2 separate regions of the Homo sapiens genome follow, and region 2 is linked to region 1. Evidence: chromatin loops called from intact Hi-C (ENCODE). Cell type or tissue: heart right ventricle. All regions are shown on one strand.

The links. A loop is a pair of places that touch in the nucleus more often than their neighbours do. Peaks named below come from ENCODE experiments on the same cell type or tissue, not always from the same donor. Only the 100,000 strongest peaks of a DNase experiment are listed, where the experiment ranks them.
Region 2: a loop joins it to region 1, with 4 times the contacts of the local background. A loop is called at or near these places in 12 of 110 quality-filtered maps.

The regions. Positions count from the first base shown.
Region 1 is chr11:120,684,085-120,686,584 of GRCh38, reverse strand. All of the region lies in intron 3 of GRIK4 (glutamate ionotropic receptor kainate type subunit 4), which reads right to left. Among named protein-coding and RNA genes, the nearest start is that of GRIK4, 170 kb to the right of the region's middle. In heart right ventricle, a CTCF peak has its summit at 1,457 (motif pointing right); a DNase peak (open chromatin) is centred at 1,494; H3K27me3 peaks cover 346 bases.
Region 2 is chr11:120,816,231-120,818,730 of GRCh38, reverse strand. The region is part of intron 5 of GRIK4 (glutamate ionotropic receptor kainate type subunit 4); the gene reads right to left. The region is part of intron 1 of LOC105369532 (a long non-coding RNA gene); the gene reads left to right. Among named protein-coding and RNA genes, the nearest start is that of TBCEL, 210 kb to the left of the region's middle. In heart right ventricle, no CTCF peak of the experiment used is centred here; a DNase peak (open chromatin) is centred at 1,434.

The sequences.
Region 1 (2,500 bases):
AGACGTGATGCAGCCCATCCACTACCAGCAGGACTTGTGAGCTTCCCTGGTATGGTACACAGGCACTGTGTGAGGCCCCCTGGGGAATACAACTATTGTAAGGCCATGAGCCTGGCCTAAAAGGAACTTTCAGTTTTTAGGAAAGATACCGTGTGCTTAAATAATTATAATACAAGGTAGACAGTGATTTAGGTACTATAAGTGGCACAGTTAAAGAAGTACAGGTATTTGTGTGAAAGCTGATTTGGAATTGGGTTGATAATAGACTTCACGGTTGAGGCAGCAACAGAGTTTGGCCTTGAAAGACAGAAAAATGGATATTCTAAGCAGAGGGCAGGGTATGAGTAAAGTCACACTTTAAAAATGCAGGATAGGTATGAAGAATTGGGTTCAGATTGATGGATGTATCATGCTTTTTTTTAAGAAACTAACATTTATTATGCGCTTACGATGTGCCACATAGTTTACATACATTATCCCATTTGGTGTCCAAAATAATCCCTTGAATCACATGTAATTAATCCCACTTTAAAGGTATACTGAGACTCAAAAGTAAATTAATTTACCCAACATCCCTCAGCTGAAATCTACAGCCTAAGTAGATCAACACATGTTGAACTCTGCGCACAGCTGGAGTTGGAGAGAGGTAGCGCTGCAGATGATTTGGAAGTTGTTTACTTCCAGGGAGGGCACAAGATTGCCCAGAAAGGGTGAGGGAGGCACAAAGGGCTTAGGGCAGAAGAATCATCAGCAAAAGAGACAAGAAAGGAGTTGTTAGCAATAAGAGAAGGACTGAGAAAGACGACCATAGCCTAATGGAAACCAAGATCAAGAGAGAGCTTCAAAAAGCTTCAGAACTGCAACTGCTGCAAAAGTGAAGGGGGATGAGATGAGGAAGACCAAGAAAATGCCATTGGGTTGGTGGTCTTCAAAAAAATGAGTTTGATAGGGAAAAGAATGCCTAGGTCCAGGTGTGTGCATGGAGAAAAAGCCGGCCTGCCCCAGGGACATGGGGCACAGCAACAGAACAGCCTAAAGCAGAGCTTTGAACACTTGTCTGATGGCATCATCTGGGGGTACCTATTAAAAATATTAACTTCCAAGTCCCATCCTAGTCCCACCAATCAGAATCTCTGGCAGGTGAGGGGTACGGGCGGACCCAGGAGGTATCCCAGAAGAGCCCTACATGACAAGGGTTAGACCCATGTTTCTCAAACTTTAATGAACATGAGAATCACCTGGGGATTTGATGAAAATGCAGACACTGATTTAGTACCTCTGGGATAGGACTGGAGATTTTGGATTTTCACACTCTCTTAGGTGATGTCAATGCTGCTGGTCTGAGGGTCATATTTTTAACGACAATGAACTAGACTAAAGCTCACTTGTCCTCCAGAGAGGGAGGTGTCAACACCTGGTTCCTCTTGGCACCTTTCCTTTCCAGTACCTGAAGACTAAGCTCCAAGCTCCTTTCCACACTCACCGACAGATGGCAGCAGATCTAAATGTCATCTTCCACAGAAGTACTGACTCAGAGGTTCCCTTCCATTCCATCTGACTTCCTTCACAGCTTAAAAAGCACCTTTATGGCCAGGTGTGGTGGCTCATGCCTGTAATCCCAGCACTTTGGGAGGCTGAGGCAGGCGGATCACGAGGTCAGGAGATCGAGACCACAGTGAAACCCCGTCTCTACTAAAAATACAAAAAATTAGCCGGGCGCGGTGGCGGGCGCCTGTAGTCCCAGCTACTCGGAGGCTGAGGCAGGATAATGGCGTGAAGCCGGGAGGCGGAGCTTGCAGTGAGCTGAGATCGCGCCACTGCACTCCAGCCTGGGCGACAGAGCGAGACTCCGTCTCCAAAAAAAAAAAGCATCTTTATTTACTCCTCCAAGATGAATCACCGTGTCAGGTAAGCACAGAAAAGCTTTCCTTGACTACTCTGGTAAAGAAAGGGTGAATTCTCCTGCACCTAGGCTCTTTACCATATATTTAGAGTCTGCATCATTCATTGAACACTTAAATATGTTTTGCCTTGCTAAAGTAACTAAACGGTCTTGCACTGTCATTCACTTTTCATGTGTGTTCGTATTGTCTCCACAAACTCTTAGAGGTTAGGGATCAAATAATGTCAATTTTCTTCTTAACCCTGACTTACAATGGCTTGGCCATACTATGAATAACTGAATGGGCCAACCGACCATCAATTAAATCAAATTCATATTCCATTTGTTTCGCTTTGATTTCTTTCCTTTTTTATTTCTTAGAAACTGGCTCTTGCTCTGTCACCCAGATGGGAGTGCAGTAGTGAGATCTCAGTTCACTGCAGCCTCAATCTCCCAGGCTCAAGTGATTCTCCTGCCTCAGCCTCCCAAATAGCTGGAACTACAAGCATGCACCATTACGCCCAACTAATTTTATTTTTTTGTAGAGCCAGGGTCTCCCTATGTTGCCCAGGCTGGTCTCGAACTCCTGGCCTCAAGCAATCCTCCCACCTCAGCCTC
Region 2 (2,500 bases), 130 kb before region 1:
TCTGGCCCACAACTTATCCTGCCAAGAGTCTGCGAAGATGTTGGGATGGTCTCTGTAGGAGTCTCCTACTTTATCCTTTTAAATTTTTGGGAGAAGTCAGCTGGAGACCAGAGCTCCTCTGAGACTGAGGTGGGAAGAGGATAAAGATTTAGCAGAAACTAGGGGAAAAACTTCTGAATTCAACTAGGATTAGCCTTTAAACCATAGGGAGAGGGCAACCAATATTTTCCACCAGAAACTGAAAAATGCAGAATGGGGGAGAGTCTGGTGAGTTATGAAAGGCAATTCTAAAGAGTGACATTGATCTGTGTCATAACGGATCTTTCTTCCCGCTTGTATTTTGTATCCCATCCACTCTGTCTAAAGTGAATAACAAACAGACCTTGAAAGGAAAAGGTCACAAATGGGCAAGATAGAGGGGAAGGCCCGACAGGGGCAGGGTAGCCTGGCTGGCTGGTTTGAACGTTTGAACACCTCTGACCAAGGTCGTCCCTGTGTAACCCTCTAGCCTACCACATTCCATTAGCAGCGAATCCAATAGAGCACAACCCCTTAGCACCCCCTAGTACTGTGGACCCCTTAGAGATACCGTGAATCCACGGATCCTAGAGATGGATGGGAAGGACTCAGGAAGGTGAAGAACAAATGGGTTTTGGAGTCTACAGACTTGGGTTTGCATCCAGGTTCTGCTGTGTGATTTTCAGATAAACCACTTAACTTGTCAAAACATCATTAAAATGGAGATAACCACAGGTGCTTCTTAGAGCTCTGGGAGGATAAAATGTGAACCTGTGTGTAGGGTATATAATAGTTCAATACCTAATGTATAATAAGTGCTTGCGCAAGGCTCTTTCTCCTTCCTCCCCAAATGTAGGAGCTCCCGCAAAGCTCTTGGAGTTGTGCGTACAGGGGGTGAGGGCTGAGGAAGGGGAGCTGATGGGGAGCCTTCGGCACAGTCTCCTTGAAGCCCACTGGGCTCTGCTGGGTCTAGGCAGGGATAGCCCAGCCCAGTCCTGGTCCTATGGTTCCCTCTCTGGGACAAAGATCGATCTATACTCAATGTGCAATTGCAAATGTATCCCAGGAAGCCATCACGGAGGTGTGTGGGGGACAAGAAGAGGTGAGCAGAATGGAGAGGGGAGCAGCAAGGCAGAAGGCAGCCAGCCACAAGGGCTGCAGAGATGTCAGCAGCATTTAAAGCAATGGACTCCTGGGTGAGAACTCCATTGCTTTTCCCTGGAGCAGGGGAGAATCAGCATAAGGCAGTTCAGCCTCATAAAACATTAAAATAAATGCATAATCTGAGCAGAGAGGAAAAGTTGCTCTAGAAGAAACATAACCAGACAAAGGCGGGTAAGCGTCTGGCCACTCCCAGGGCAGTGCAGTCTGGCTGGCTGGTCTGGCACAGGGGCAGAGGAGTTGGCTGCAGATCATGGGCTTGGCTTCTGGCCTGAAATGCCAGACAGGGTGAAGGGATGTGTTGGCTGAGATTAAATAGCCACTGAACCCCAAAAGGAGGCCATATTGGAGTGGGGCTTGGGGGAGGATGTGATGCACAGCAAAGACTGTGTGGTGGGGGAGAAGGGAGAGAGGAGGAAAGAAAAAGAGGATGCAGAAGAGAGAAGATGGGGAGCTGAAGTCTTGGCTGCCCCACTTAGTGAAGATCAGAGCCACTGCTACAATAATGACCTGCCATAGATTTAAGCTGTTTCTCAGAGTGCCGCAAGAAAGATGTAAATTACACGTGAGGTCTAACTTCCTGGGCCACGGCCTGGGAGAGGCTGGGAGGGACCTAGTAGGACAGAGCTCCTCTGTGGCCTGGGCTGGCCTCAGAGTTGTATTTGAGGATATGTGACCGGGAGGAGGATGGGGACTTGTCAGCCCCAGCCCATGTAAGAAGGCTCAAGGGTACAGCCTACAGAGAGAGGCCCAGCTACTGGAGGAGCAGGACCAACGCGACCAGGACTAGGATCGCGGCACTTAAACGTGCACACAATTCTGAGAGTGGGCTCCTAAAATCGGGAAGATAAATATTCTTCTGCCCAAAGCGTCAGGGACTCACTGAGCCCTGGATCATAAGAGACAGTGGTGGCATCAGAGGGGTAGACTCCCAGCAGGCATGGGGTGGGCAGAGGACTGTCTGTTGCTCCTGCCCTGGCAGGAGCGGCTCACTGAGGAGGCATCCAGTCCCTCCTGCAGCAAGTGTTCCTCCTGTTTCTAAGAACTGTGTCCTCCTGAGACTAGAGCTTCTGGAAGGCTGAGCCTCCAGGCCTCTAGGGCAGAAGCGAGACTGAGCCTTCCTCCCATGTCCCTGCCCCCGCCCCCACCCAGCTCCTGACCTCATGCCTGACCACCAAGCTCCATCTGCCCCCTAAGGACCTGGCTGGAAGGCCCTTGGGGCAGACAGGGGCTAAGGGGCCAATTTCTCACTGTCTCCCGAGGATATATCTGAAGGGGAAGGATTGATGGATCCAGGAAGGACCAGGAAAGATGCCAGGAC